Linked DNA regions of Homo sapiens: region 2 is linked to region 1. Evidence: read pairs that join two places in POLR2A ChIA-PET (ENCODE). Cell type or tissue: B cell. All regions are shown on one strand. Each heading gives the region's core, and the rest is flanking DNA. Links, peaks and the distances in the headings are about the cores only.

Region 1 (8,136 bases), core at 1,896-6,895:
TCCCCCACTGGGCAGAGGTCATGCCCCTCTGTGTGTTCTTCTGCAGGTACCTCAGTGTGAAGTCTCTCCCAGAAGCCATGAGAATGGAGGAGGAGGAAGAAGGAGAGGAGGAGGAGGAGGAAGAGGGGGGAGGTGACTCCCTGGAAGTTGATGGGGTGGCTGCAACTCCAGGGAAAGCAGAGGCCACCAGGGTCCTCCCAAGGCAGTGCCCGGTGCAGGCTGAGAAAAGTCATGGGGCTCCCCTGGAGTAAGTCACTGAGCCTTTCCTGCAGAATGTTTGTTTCCACCCTAAAACCACAGGGATGATCACTGTCAGAGTGAATAAGACAGCGCTTCACAGTTTAGACATGGCTTACCTGTCCTGCCTCTTCAAGTGTGGAATGTATACCACTGATAGCCCTTGAAATGATTTTGGGTAGTGTGGGACATGATTTTCAGTAGGACACATGCAGTATTAAAGAACATTATTCTCAGCTGGGCACAGTGGCTCATGCCTGTAATCCCAGCATTGAGGGAGGCCAAGGCAGGTGGATCACTTGAGTCCAGGAGTTCAAGACTAGCCTGAGCAAAACGGCAAAGCCCCATCTCAACAAGAAATACAAAAATTAGCCAGGCATGGTGGTACACGCCTATAGCCCTAGCTATTTGGGAGGCTGAAGCAGGTGAATCTCTTGAGCCCAGGAGGCGGAGGTTGCAGTGAGCTGAGATCGGGCCACTGCACTCCAGCCTGGGTGATAGTGTGAGACCCTGTCTCAAAAAAAAAAAAAGAAAAAAGAATATCATTCTCTTTTTCTGTCTCTGACCTTCTAATGATGCCAAGGAGAAAGTCTCAGTTAGTGCTGTGGTGTCTTTTTTATTTTTCTTTTTTTGTACTTTAAGTTTTAGGGTACACGTGCACAACGTGCAGGTTTGTTACATATGTATACATGTGCCATGTTGGTGTGCTGCACCCATTAACTCGTCATTTAACATTAGGTATATCTCCTAATGCTATCCCTCCCCCCACCCCACAACAGCCCCCGGTGTGTGATGTTCCCCTTCCTGTGTCCATTTGTTTTCATTGTTCAATTGCCACCTATGAGTAAGAACATGCGGTGTTTGGTTTTTTGTCCTTGTGATAGTTTACTGAGAGCTGTGGTGTCTTTAATGCCTCTCTTGAACTTCTGTGGAAAAAGAGAGAGAGAGACAGTATGAGAGCACACAAGGCCTAGAGCATTTAGCAGGCAAGTGGATCTATCTAGTATATGATAATATTCAGGTTTCTTATATTTATCCTCAAAGTTAGTTTCTGTTTGTCACATGACACACTGATCTTCTGTTTTGAATAGTGATCTAAAATCTTTGGAGTAGATGGAAGTTTATGGAAATGACTGAAATAGGGAAGGTGGTATGCAAACTCCTTAAGTCTGGGAAATGCTGCTTTAACATTTCCTCTTTGGTGTTGGGTGGGTTTTGTTGGCATCCATATTTTATAGTTGAGAAAAGTGAGGTTGAGAGAGGGGAAGTGCCTTGCCCTAGGTCACACAGCTAGAAGGTGGCAGAACCAGGCTGGGCAGCCAGGGATGTCTGACTCCAGAGCTTGTGCCCTGGGCTGCTTGGCTCCCAGGACAGGCCAACCCCTGCGTCAGGGCTGCCTGGCAGAACTCAAGGATGGTCTTCTCTTCCCATGCCAGGGAGGCCACGGAGAAGATGGTATCTATGAAGCCACCAGGTTTCCAGGCATCCCTGGCTAGAGACGGGCACATGTCAGGCCTGGGCAAGGCTGAGGCAGCCCCTCCAGGCCCTGGCGTGCCACCCCACCCTCCAGGCACCAAGTCCGCAGCATCCCACCAAAGTAGTATGACCAGCCTGGAGGGAAGCGGCATCTCTGAGCGCCTTCCACAGAAGCCTTTGCACCGAGGCGGTGGGCCCCACCTGGAGGTAAGTCTCCACATGGGGGAATGGGCCCAGAACCTCAGGGTCATTCCTGGGTCTTCTCAACTTTCTGCTTCTGGGTCTTTCCTTGTGCTATTCCTTCTTGGAATACTTGCTGCTCCTGTCCCTGCCAGCCACAATCCCACCTGACATGCAGGACTTATGCTCAGTGTCACCCCCCAAACCTGTCCCTCTTCCGGAGCTCTTGTTCCTCCTCTGAGAGCTTGCAACCCATTGCTTATACTTCTCTGAGCCTGCCCATCACAGCTGGAGAGACTAGTTCTATGCTCTTTAGAGTAGACATCACTGCTGCAAAGTCACAGGCCACTATGGAAATGTGACTGTCATAGAATAATGCATATATATGCATGCATGTGCACTTATGCACAAACACACACACACACACACACACTTCTGTAGTCCTAACGAGCCCATGGTCAGGATTCTCTGCACTAGACATGAACTCAGCGAGGGCAGGCACCTGTGTTGCTCTGTTTGTGTTCTCTGTGCCGTGTGTTAAACCCAGCGGGTAGGACCTGTACATATTTGATGGTCTCGTTTTTCCAATGCCTTGGGCCTGAGCATTTCCACTGTCAGATAAGACCATAGTATTCCAGGCCTAAGCCAGGAGACACTGGAAATAAGGCTTTCTCCCTCTCCCCTTGCTAGTCCTTGTCCATGGCCTTGTCTCTCCCAAGGGCTCTGGCTGCCACCCCTCAGGGAGGCAGCACTTGCTGAGGGTCCTCCTGGGGTGCAGAGTCCCTGCTGGTAGCCAGATTCTTGTGCTGAGGCCTGAGAGCCTGAGAGCCCTCACTCCTGGGCCTGGCTGTTGGGAGCTGGGCCAGCAACCCTGGGGTGTGAGCCTCTGGGAGGTGAGGCCAGGCCACGATTTGGGAAGGGCTTCCCAGTGTGCCTTGGACACATTCCTCAGACATAAAGGGATACTGCCTCTTTCAGGAGACCTGGATGGCGTCCCCAGAGACAGACAGTGGCTTTGTGGGCTCAGAAACAAGCAGAGTTTCACCCCTCACCCAGACTCCAGAGCACCGGCTCTCCCACATCAGGTATCCCGGGATCCCGCCATTGTCCCGTCAGTGCCACATTCCTGGGACAGCCTGGGAATCACAGTGCCTGTGATGGCCCAGAATAAGAGAGGATGGTCTGTCCATTCGTAGGCCCTCATTTCATCCCCTAACCGTGATTTCTTGTTCCTGTGTTATGGACAGAGGAAACAGAGCTTCAGAGAGGGGAGTAACTAGTCCAGCCTCACATAGCTAATTAGCGACAGACTGGGAAATTCATTTTTGTTGAGCAAATGAATGGATGAATGAATAAAAACTACAGGGAGGGCACTGTGAGGTGAACAGAAGACAAGGGCAAAGGGCACTCAGGGTGGCTACATGGAACCCAAAGGGAAGGGAGAAGGCGGAGGGGACAGGGGTGAAGAGTGGAGGGATGGAGCCTCCAAAGCTGGGTGCAGGCCCTTCAGGAGGCCCACATGGCAACCCAAGGGTGCATGCAAAGGAAGGATTAGAAATCCTATTTCTCTTTTATGTATTCTACACATAAACTGAGCTTTATTATTTTGCATATTGGGTTGGCCAGTGAACAGTTTACAAAGAATTGGGCATCTAATGTGTGTGTGTCCTTGGAAATATTGTACCACCCGAGATGCAAAGTTACAAAGGGTGGGAGCTTATTGGGTTAGCATGTGGAGGGGCTCAGATGCTGCCGCCTGAGTGTCTCACTCTGTGTGACCCCTGTGTGTCCCTTCCTCCACGGTCCCCCAGCACAGCAGGAACATTAGCCCAGCCCTTTGCTGCATCTGTGCCCAGGGATGGAGCTTCCTACCCCAAGGCCAGGGGTTCTCTGATTCCCAGAAGAGCCACAGAGCCCAGCACACCCCGGAGCCAAGCACAGAGGTACCTCTCCAGCCCAAGTGGGCCTCTCCGGCAGAGGGCACCCAACTTCAGCCTGGAGCGGACACTGGCAGCCGAGATGGGTGAGTGCAGGAGTCTGACTTGGACAGAACTGCATGGGTTGAAAAATCAAATAGAAAAACTTGCAGAACCCTTTAGGATATGACATATTAGCCAGGTTCATTGTACTGAAATTTGAAATTACAGATAACGTGGACAAAAGGGAACAAAAGAAAAAAAAATACTCTGGAAACCATCAGTGCTGACGTTTTGGTGTAGAACCTGTGAGCTGTTCTCTGTGCCGATATAAATGTGTGTTTGTTTACACATACTGTCATGCACTGCATAGCAACGTTTTGTTCAACGACAGACAGCGTGCACGGCGGTGGTCCCATAAGATTTTCATGGAGCTGAAAATTCCTTTGGTTGCGATGTTGCAGTCATTGCAGAGCAACACTTCACTCACATGTTTGTGGTGATGCTGGTGGAAACAAACCTACTGCGCTGCCGGTCACATGAAAGTACAGTCCCAGCCGGGTGCAGCGGCTCGTGCCTGTAATCCCAGCACTTTGGGAGGCCGAGGCGGGTGGATCACCTGAGGTCAGGAGTTCGAGACGAGCCTGGCCAACGTGGTGAAACCCCGTCTCTACTAAAAATACAAAAAATTAGCCAGGCATGGTGGCAGGTGCCTGTAATCCTAGCTACTTGGGAGGCTGAGGCAGGAGAATTGCTTGAACCCGGGAGGTGGAAGTTGCAGTGAGCTGCAATCGTGCCATTGCACTCCAGCCTGGGTGACAGAGCAAGACTCTGTATCAAAAAAAAAAAAAAAAGTACAGTACAGGCCGGGCATGGTGGCTCATGCCTGTAATCTCAGCACTTTGGGAGGCCAAGGTGGGAGGATCACTTAAGGCCAGGATCACCTGTGGCCAACATGACAAAACCCCATCTCTATTAAAAATACAAAAATTAGCCAGGTGTGGTGGCTTACGACTGTAATCCCAGCTACTCAGGAGGCTGAGGCATGAGAATTGCTTGAACCCAGGAGGCGGAGGCAGAGGTTTCAGTGAGCCAAGATCGCACCACTGCACACCAGCCTGGGTGACAGAGCAAGACTCTGTCTCAAAAAAAAAAAAAAAAAGTACCGTATAGCACCTACGATTATGTACAGTACCTAATACTTGATAACTAATGACTCTGTTACTGGTTTATGTATTTACTATACTTTTTATCATTATTTTAGAGTGTATTTCTTCTACTTATTTTAAAAATGTTAACTATTTTTTTTTTTTTTTTTTGAGACAGAGTCTCGCTCTTTCACCCAGGCCAGACTGCAGTGGCACAATCTCGGCTCACTGCAAGCTCTGCCTCCCAGGTTCACGCCATTCTCCTGCCTCAGCCTCCCAAGTAGCTGGGACTACAGGCGCCCACCACCATGCCTGGCTAATTTTTTGTATTTTTAGTAGAGACGGGGTTTCACCGTGTTAGCCAAGATGGTCTCGATCTCCTGACCTCGTGATCCGCCCTCCTCAGCCTCCCAAAGTGCTGGGATTACAGGCGTGAGCCACCGCGCCCAGCCTAAAAATGTTAACTATTAAATAGCCTCAGGTAGTCCTTCGAGAGGTATTCCAGAAGAAGGTGTTGTTATCACAGATGACAGTGCTATTATTGCCCCAGAAGAACAAGATGTGGAGGTAGAAGACAGGGATATTGATGACCCTGACCCTATACAGGCCTAGGCTAATGTGTGTGTGTGTCTGTGATGTGTGTGTGTTTGTCTTAGTTTCTAACAGAAAAGTTTTTAAAGTTTTTTAAAAAAAAGTTAAAAATAGAAAAAAGCTTATAAGGATATCAAGAAAGAAAATATTTTTTACTTTACAATGTATTTTTAAGTTAAATGTTATTACAAAAGAGTCAAAAGGTTAAAAACCATTTAAAAAGCTTATAAAGTAAAAATGTTACTGTAAGTTAAACTTGATTAATTATTGAAGAAAAAACTTTTGTATAAATGTTGTAAATTTAGCCTAAGTGTATGGTGTTTATAAAGTCTACAGCAGTGTACAGTAATGTCCTAGGCCTTCACATTCACTCACCACTCACTCACTGACTCACCCAGAGCAACTTCCAGTCCTGCGAGCTCCATTCATGGTAAGGACCCTTTACAGGTGTACCATTTTTAAAATCTTTTATACCATATTTTTATGGTCTGTTTTCTATGTTTAGATACACAAATACTTACCATTGTGTTACAGATACCTACAGTATTCAGCAGGCAATGTTGTAGAGGTTTGTAGCCTACAATAATGGGCTATTCCATCTACCTCACATATGTAATAGGTGTGGGTAATCTATGATGTTTGTGACATGGTGAAACAGAATAACAATGTGTTTCTGGGAGCTTATACCCAATATTAAGTGATGCGTGACTATACTTAAAACAGAAATGAGGCTGGGCACGGTGGCTCACGCCTGTAATCCTAACACTTTGGGAGGCTGAGGCGGGTGGATCACCTGAGGTCAGAAGCTCAAGACCAGCCTGGCCAACATGGCAAAACCCCATCTCCACTAAAAATACAAAAATTAGCCAGACGTGGTGGCTGGCACCTAAAATCCCAGCTACTCAGGAGGCTGAGGCAGGAGAATGGCTTAAACCCGGGGGCGGAGGTTGCAGTGAGCTGAGATTGCGCCACTTCACTTCAGCCTGGGCGAAAGAGCAAAACTCCATCTCAAAAAACATAAAAAAAAAAAACAAAAAATAAGATCATTTTATATGTGAATATTTGGCGACCTCCTTTTTTCACTAAATTGTACTATAAACACTTTCCATGTCTATGAAATCTATATGTGATTCAGTTTTTGACCTTTAGAAATACACATGAATTATTTATTGAAATTAAAAACCACCAAAAAGAACTTAAATTGATGAGTTTTTACAAGGTGAACAGACACCAAGAAACTCAGTATGATCTGAACCCCAGAACCTCACTGAAGTCCCATTTAGTCACTACCTGCTTCCCAAACATAACCACTGTTCTGACTTCTGACACCTCAGATTAGCTTTGCCTAAAAGGTTCATCTTTTTTTTTTTTTGAGATGGAGTCTCGCTCTGTTGTCCAGGCTGGAGTGCAATGGTGCACTCTCTGCTCACTGCAACATCCACCTCCCGGGTTCAAGAGATTCTCCTGCCTCAGCCTCCTGAGAAGCTGGGATTATAGGCACGCGCCACCACGCCTGGCTAATTTTTGTATTTTTAGTGGATATGGGGTTTCACCATGTTGGTCAGGCTGGTCTCGAACTCCTGACCTTGTGACCCGCCCGCCTCGGCCTCCCAAAGTGCTGGGATTACCGGCATGAGCCACCACGCCCAGCTGGTTCATTATTTTAAAAACGTTTTTAATTAAACTTTTTTTTTTTGAGATGGAGTCTCACTCTGTCCCCCAGGCTGGTATGTAGTGGTACGATCTCAGCTCACTGCAACCTCCACCACTCAGGTTCAAGTGATTCTCCAGCCTCAGCCTCGCGAGTAGCTGGGACTACAGGTATGCACCACTGCGTCCAGCTAATTTTTGTATTTTTAGTAGAAATGGGTTTCACCATGTTGGCCAGGCTAGTCTCAAACTCCTGACCTCAAGTGATCCGCCCGCCTCAGCCTCCCAAAGTGCTGGGATTATAGGTGTGAGCCGCCACGCCCGGCCTTTAATTAAACTTTTTATTTGGAGATAATTGTAGATTCACATGCAGTTATAAGAAATAATACACAGAGATCCCATGTGCCTTTACTCAGTTTTCCCCAGTGAGACTATCTTGCAAAACTGTAGTACAATGTCACAGCCAGATGTTGACATTGATGCAGTCAAGATACAGAACGTTCCATCACCACAAGGAGCCTCATGCTACCCTTTCATAGGCACACCCACTTCCCTCCTGCCCCCAGCCTGTCCTTAACCCCTGGTAAGCACTAATCTGTTCTCCATTTCTATAATTTTATCATTTCAAGAATGTTCTATAAATAGAATCATATACTATGTAACCTTTTGGGATTGGCTTTTCACTCAGCATAATTCTCTGGAGATTTATCTAGATTATTCTGTGTATTAATAGTTAGCTCCTTTATATATTGCTGAGTAGTATTCCAAGGGTTTCATTGCTTTTATTTTTTATTTATTTCTTTATTGTTTTTGAGACAGGGTCTTGCTCTGTCACCCAGGCTGCAGTGCAGTGTCGCCATTATGGCTCACTGCAGCCTTGTCCTCCCTGGCCCAAGCGATCCTCCTGCTTCAGCCTCCCAAGTAGCTGGGACCAAAGG
Region 2 (7,588 bases), core at 1,331-6,330, 280 kb before region 1:
AAGAAAAGAAAAGAAAAAGTTAAACCCTGTTCAAAATGGCTGCGGCCCCATTTCCCACAAGCTGCTGAGCATCCCAGACAGACTCCGAACCCTCCTGGACATCACCTGTCCACCTGAGGCTACCTTCATCCTCAATGGGCGGGGCGTGAACATGCAAATGAGTGAAACCCTTCAGAGCTGACACCTGTGGCCCACAACCAGGTCTGAGGTAATCAACCTGGTTGCCTGTGGGGACAGAAGCAGGGTGAGAAGTCCGTACCCCACCTGTGCCTCCCCTTCCACCCCAGGGGCCGGCCAAGCTAAATTTAACCAGGCTGAAATCTTCCACATTCACATTACGACAACCTGTCAAGACCACAGCTGCCACACATCCTAATTGAAGTTCTTGGAGAAACTGGTGGCCCTTGCCCCAAACTCCCATCCACTGGCCACCTCCTCTGGTTCCCAGACCTCCTTCCTCCCACTGACTGACCCATGAGACCCAAAGTCACAGCCTTCTTGCCAACTAGTCTCCCAATGTCATACCCACAAGGGAGGATTTCTCAAATGGTTCCTTTAAAGCTTTTTACTATGAAAATTTCCTAGCATATTCAGAAGTAGATGACAGCAACCCATCCTCCCGCTGCAACTGTTAGGTCACCTCATGGCCACTCTTGGTTCATCTCCATCCTCACTCGGTACCCGTCCCCAACACCCCAACCTCCACTGCACCCCCCAGTGAATCTGAAGGACATGCCAGATAGTGTATCACCTCATCCCAAGATACTATTTAGAAACTGAAAGACTCAAGTTGTCTAAAAAGATGTGTCCATTCTTTTTTTTTTGAGACAGGGTCTCACTCTGGCACCCAGGCTGGAGCGCAGTGGCGCGATCACAGCTCACTGCAGCCTTGACATCCCGCGCTCAGGTGATCCTCCCACCTCAGCCTTCCAAGTAGCTGGGACTACAGGCATGCGACACCATGCCCAGCTAGTTTTTGTACTCTTTGTAGAAACAGAGTTTGCCATGTTGCCCAGGCTGCTGGTGTTGAACTCTTAGATTCAAGCAATCCACCTGCCTCAGCCTCCCAAAGTGCTAGGATTATAGGGGTGAGCCACTGAGCCCACCTGATGTGTCTCTTTTTTGTTTTGTTTTGTTTTTATTTTTTTTTTTTGAGATGGAGTCTCGCTCTGTTGCCCAGGCTGGAGTGTGGAGTGCAATGGCACAATCTCAGCTCACTGCAACCTCTGCCTCCCGGGTTCAAGTGATTCTCCTGCCTCAGCCTCCCAAGTAGCTGGGACTACAGGCGCACACTGCCACGCCCTGCTAATTTTTTTATATTTTTAGTAGAGACGGGGTTTCACCACGTTGCCCAGGCTGGTTTCGAACTCCTGAGCTCAGGCAATCCATCCGCCTCAGCCTCCCAAAGTGCTGGGATTACAGATGTGAGCCACCACGCCCAGCCCATTCTTTAGTCATCTATCCATCCGTGCATTCATCTAACACATGTCAAGCCACTCCTACGTGCCAACGGATAAAGGAGATTCAAAGATAAACGAGGCTAAAAAGGACCCCCACATTCCAGGAGCTCCCAGTCTACAATGTCACACTTGAACTGCCGAGAATCTTGTGATGTCATCTGCTTCACTCCAATGATAGGCAAGATCATCTTATACCTACACCATCTTGGGTGTGATAGGCTCCACAAACATAGGGACCTGCATGTGTTCTCTGCTGCAGCCTCAATCCCTGGGACAGTGCCTGGTACACAATAGGCTCTCAATAAACATTCGTGGAGGAACTGAGGCAGGTGCATGAGGAGCCTCTTCCCAGGTCCCCCGTGCACACCTACCTCTGGGCTCCCACCAGGCAAGGGGCCATGACTGGTGAGAATGCAGATGTGGTGCCAAGGAGGTTTTGCAATTCCACTGGGCAGATCAGGCATGGATGGAGGAACAGGAGAGTTCAGCCAGGATCAGGAGATCTGGCCTAACTGTGTTCTGACCCACCCTGCCACGCCATACTAGTCACTTTCAGATCTCCCCCCAACCTTCGGGGCAAAGAGAATGACCAAGCCAGGCAAACAAGGCCTTCAGCATCTGACCTGCCTCTCCGGCCTCATCTCTCCCCGCTGTGTCACTCTGGTATAGCCCCAGCCATGGTGAGCTCCATGCAGCCCTTCAAAGGGACCCTGTGTACCTTGCCTCTCAGCCTTGTTGGGGGCTGTCCGTTTGCTATAAGGCCAGAGAGGCTACTGTTGACTGTCTCACTGTATGCCTGTCATCCTCTGCCAGGACAGGGACCTTGCATGGGCCCCTCAATGTCGCCAGTGTCCAACCGAGGGCACAGCACAGAGGAGGCTCCGTCTGCTGAATAAATGCCAGGTGAGCAGCAAGGTGTGGACATTATCTGTGCTTCCCTTCCAGCCCTGCCACGTGGAGGTTCCAGGCCACTGGTTACTGCACAGAGAAGGTGTCTTGAGGAAGAAACACCAGGGCAGGGAGGAAGGAAAGGGCTGCCAACAGCCATCTCATTAGCAGACTACTGCAAACACTGTGTAGGCTGGGAGAACATGAGGCCACTGCTCTCCATTAGCCCAACATAAAACTGGGCCATCAGGAAGAGGTAACTATGAGACACAGCACCTGAATCACACTCTGGCATCCTTCCACTGTGTCTGTCACCCCCAGCAGCACCCGGTGTCTCAGGAGGGCTCCATTGGCAGCTGCCAGCCTCAGGTCCGTGTTGGTGTTGGCCTGTAAGACAAACGCCAGGCCCATCACCAGACCTCCATGCTACTGGGGAGCTCCCAGGCTCTGGGCAGTAGAAACACACCATCCCACCCCCAGATGCCAAGGGACAATCCCCACCCTCAGGACTGTCCCATTTCCTCCCCTATTAAATGGTCGGGGGTGGAGGCAGTCACAGTGACTCATGCCTGTAATCCCAGTGTTTTGAGAGACTAAGGCAGGAGAATTTCTTGAAGCCAGGGGTTTGAGGCCAGCCTGGACAATGTAGCGAGATGCCGTCTCTATAAAAAATTGTTTAAAAATTAACTACGTGGGGCCAGGCGCGGTGGTTCACGCCTGTAATCCCAGCACTTTGGGAGGCCGAGGCAGGTGGATCACAAGGTCAGGAGTTCGAGACCAGCCTGGCCAACATGGTGAAACCCCTTCTCTACTAATAATACAAAAATTAGCTGGGCGTGGTGACACACACCTGTAGTCCCAGCTACTCGGGAGGCTGAGACAGGAGAATTGCTTGAACCCAGGAGGCAGAGGTTGCAGTGCACAGAGATCACGCCACTGCACTCCAGCCTGGGCAACAGAGTGAGACTCTGTCTCAAAAAAAAAAAAAAAAATTAACTAGGCATGTTAGCATCCACCTGTAGTCCCAACTACTTGGGAGGGTGAGGCGAGAGGATCACTTGAGCCCAGGAGTGTGAGGTTATAGTAAGCTATGATTGTGCCACTGCACTCCAGCCTAGGTGACAGAGTGAGACTCTATCTCTTAAAAATAAGGGAAGAAAAATAAAATGAGATGGGGGATAGTTGGAACAGTAAATTCAATAGTGTCAGACAGCCCTGGGATAAAGCCCAGCTCTGCTGCTTCCTAGCTATATGGCCCTGGACAAGGTATGTCCCTTCCCTGAACCTTATTTTCTTCAGTTGTAGAATAAAAGAATGTGTCTGCCTCCTAGGAATGGAGTGAGATTTCACTGAGATTGTGTGTAAAGTACTTAACCCAGGGCCTGGGACTCTGTCAAGGTTCATAAGATATTTGCGGAAGATGGGAGATCAAATGGGTTTGATCTGTTTGAGCTGACACATCAAATCTGTTGTGTAAGTGAAGCACTCACTCCATCTAGAAAGCACCTACTTTAAAGTACCTAACACAGCGCCTGGCCCTCAGGTGGGGCTCTGGGAATCAGCCTCCTGCTCTCCTACCCAAACCAATGGACGCCACGCATTCAGCTGGGAGAGTGGATGCTAAACAGGTGGGGGAGAAGAGGAGGGACAAGAGGACCCCAAATGCTGGTTTGGGGAAGTAAGCACAAGAGGACTTTCAGACTCAGTTAGAAGAGAGCAGCCTGATCAAGAATAATAGTTCTCAAAAGGGGCAGCACCCTGTAAGGGAGATTTTGGAAATGCAAGGAGGACCCTTTGGTTGTCACAGGGATGGGATGGACAGTGCTGGCACTTAGTGGATGAGGGCCAGGGGTTCTGAACCCATGCCTTCCACTGAAAGACATGTCCTATTAGAAACCATTCTGCATGTTCAAGACTGTCCCCTGGGCTGCCTGGATTCCAAATGTCCCACTGAGCATACATGCAGATAAAAAAAAATCTACTTAGAATTCTCTGGTCAGCCAACCTAACTCCAGTTTACATTTATACCTAAAGTGATTTTTTTTTTTTTTTTTTTGGAGACCTAGTCTCGCTCTGTCACCCAGGTTGGAATGCAGTGGTACGATCACAGCTCACTGCAGGCTTGACCTCCTGAGCTCAGATCTTCCTACCTCAGCCTCCCAAGCAGCTGGGACCACACATGCATGCCACCACACTCAGCTAACTTTTAAATTTTTTGTAGAGATCGAGTCTCACTATGTTGCCCAGGCTGGTCTCAAACTCCTAGGTTCAAGCAATTCTCCCACCTCAGCCTCCCAAAGTGCTGGGATTACAGACATGAGCCATCACGCCCAGCCACTTAACGTGATTGTTTGCATGAGTTTAATGTACACTGAATTTTCCAGGAATGCCTCTACTATGAAAATTGAGGAATAATTATATTTTGTTTTGCCTAGATCTGTAGTAAGAAGATTTGGATGTGGATTTGGATTTGATGTGGATTTCTTCCTTCTAGAAATCTGTATCACCAATAGTTCAATTCCTAACGTACCTCTCACTGCCCATATAACCTTGGGCAAATTACTAAACATCTCTGTGCCTCCATCTCCTTACCCCCAAATGGAGATAATAATGCCCCTACCTCAGAGGAGTATAATAAGGATGAAATGAGTTAATCCATGTAGAATAATTGAAAGAATTGAACACTTAACACATGTCAGCTGATAATATCACAGTGAGGATGACAGTGAACTTAAATCATTGTGTTTTCACTGTGCCATATTAGCCGCAAATATTTGTAGGAACTTGGAACTTCTCATGTGTCCTAGCAATGTGCCAGGACTTGCCTGCCTTTACAAACCAGCCAATCTTTTTTTTTTTTTTTTTTTTTTTTGAGGCAGGCTGGAGTATAATGTTGCCATCAGAGCTCACTGCAGCCTTGAACTCCTAGGCTCAAGCAATCCTCCCACCTCAGCCTCCCAGGACTATGGGCATGTGCCACCACACCCCGCTGATTTTATTTTTTGTAGAGACAGAGTCTCACAATGTTGCCTAGCCTGGTCTCAAACTCCTGGGCCCAAGTGATCCTCCCACCTGAGCCTCCCAAAGTACTGGGATTATAAGTGTGAGCCACCATGCCCGGCCCAAATCTTCCAATCCTGAGAAAGGCTAACAGTGAGCCAAAGGGAAAACAAGACAGTTATGCCAGACATTGATGCTCTCAAAGACATCAAGTAACAACAGAGAGGATGCTAACAGTAAGAGTGACAATGGTCAGGAAGAGGGGATCTGCATAGTCCTGAGTGACAAGGGATCCAGGGAGGAGGAGGTCCTGGAGCTGAGACCCAAAAGAAGACCTGAGAAGGGCTGTGTGGCCATGGACTGGTTACTTAACCTCTCTGAACTTCCGTTTCCTCACTGGCAAACAGAGTTAATAACAGTTAATACTTACAAAGCATTTACTTTACACCAGGTACTATTATAAACACTTTGTGTGTCTAAGTCATTTAATTCTCACAATAACCCTATGAGGGAGCTACAATTATTATCTCATGTTTTAGATGAGGAAACTGAGGCCCTGATAGATTAAGTAACTCACCCCAAGTTGCAGAGCTAGCAAATGGCGGCGGTATCCTGCCTCCTTATAAGGTTGTTGTTGGGCATAGACGTGAAGCCCCAAGCATACAGCATACAATAGGTGCTCATGAAATGATGGACATTATTAGGAAGAAAATAAGGAGTCTCCTAAATGAGCAGACAGTGATGATGGCATTGCCAGGATGCACCTGAGACCTCCATGCTGCACACAAGCCTTGCGCATTTTCTGGGATCTGTGCCTGGCACAGAGTAAGACCTGTCTTGGATGGATGGATGGATGGATGGATGGATGGATGGATAGATATATATTGTTGGAACAGTAAATTCAATAGTGTCAGTCCTGGGCCAGAGCCCAGCTCTGCTGTTTCCTGGCTGTGCGGCCCTGACAAGGTATGTCCTGGTACTATCAAGGGCTTCATAAATACCAGCTGAATAAAAGGAGGAAAGAAGAGACAGAGGCAGAGAGCCAAAGCAGGCATTCCCTCCACCATGTGAATTACATCCACATCCTCGAAGCACCTGTCAGGTGCCAATCTTTTTTGCTTGCTCCTGCTAACTAAAACAAAACACTTTGCTTCTTCCCCTCCCCAAGACAAAGTTCTTGCTGCAGGAGTAGCCAGCTCGATTTGTTTTATAGGCCAAACACAAGGGCCATGAAAGCTTCAACAGACCCCAAGGGCAGCATTATTTTGTCAGTCTTGTGGCAAAGCCCAACAAAGATCCTTACAGAATGAGTACACCATATAGTTCCCGTTTGTCTCGTGAACACACGCACTAAGTGGAATTCACACCCCAAATGCTGATTTACATTTCCCAACATCCTGCCCCCTCTTTCTGAGTCAGGCAAGATCAGAGTCCAGCACTGTGCCAGGGATCGGGGGATGGAGGAACAAGAGCTTCCCAAGTAGGTGGAAAGACAACATAGGTGTGGTAGCAGAGAAATGGTCCCCAAAGATGTCTAAATCCTATTCGCCAAAACCAGTGCAAATGTTGTTACACAGCAAAGGGGAGTTAAAGCCACCGATGAAATTTATGTTGTTAATCAGCTGACCTTAAAATTAGGAGATTATCTCAGATTATCCAGCTGGCCCAATGTAATCACAAGGGTCCTTAAAAGTAGAAGAGGGAGGCAAAAGAGCCAGAGAAGGAGATGTGAAAAAGATTGGATCTGCCATTGCTGGCTTTGAAGATGAAGAAAAGGATCACGAGCCAAGGAATGCAGAGGACCACTAGGAGCTAAACAGGCAAGAAAACAGATTCTCCCCCAGAGCCTTCAGAAGGAAGCAGCCCTGCCTGTACCTAGATTTTAGTCCAGTGAGACCTATGTCAAATATCTAACCTACAGAACTGGAAGATAATAAATTGGTGTTGTTTTAATCCAATAAGTTCATGGTAATTTGTTACAGCAGCTTTGGAAAACCAACAGTTTTCTCTAGCGTTGTGGCTAAGAACATGGCTTGGAATCTGAGGCCCTGGCCTTGATTTCCAACTCTGGCATTTATTAGCAGCATGGCCAGGGCTACTCTATGAGCCTGAGTCTAGGGTTCCTCGACTGCAAAGTGAGTGTAACAGCCTCTACCCAGATTTAATGTCGAAGGATTTAATGAGTTAATGTGTAAGCATTTAACAGAGGACCTACTACATATGATGTGCTCAGTACATAT

The links. Peaks named below come from ENCODE experiments on the same cell type or tissue, not always from the same donor. Only the 100,000 strongest peaks of a DNase experiment are listed, where the experiment ranks them.
Region 2: POLR2A ChIA-PET joins it to region 1 with 5 read pairs; 2 of 35 experiments call an interaction of 5 or more read pairs at or near these places.

The regions. Positions count from the first base shown.
Region 1 is chr9:114,351,705-114,359,840 of GRCh38, reverse strand. AKNA (AT-hook transcription factor) reads left to right here. Exons shown (of 22, transcript NM_001317950.2): 11 at 47-247; 12 at 1,674-1,920; 13 at 2,872-2,978; 14 at 3,705-3,916. Among named protein-coding and RNA genes, the nearest start is that of ORM2, 26 kb to the right of the region's middle. In B cell, for the core only: no CTCF peak of the experiment used is centred there; no DNase peak of the experiment used is centred there; H3K27ac peaks cover 2,066 bases.
Region 2 is chr9:114,628,915-114,636,502 of GRCh38, reverse strand. It overlaps TMEM268 (transmembrane protein 268), which reads right to left. Exons shown (of 9, transcript NM_153045.4): 6 at 2,625-2,735. Among named protein-coding and RNA genes, the nearest start is that of TMEM268, 21 kb to the right of the region's middle. In B cell, for the core only: no CTCF peak of the experiment used is centred there; no DNase peak of the experiment used is centred there.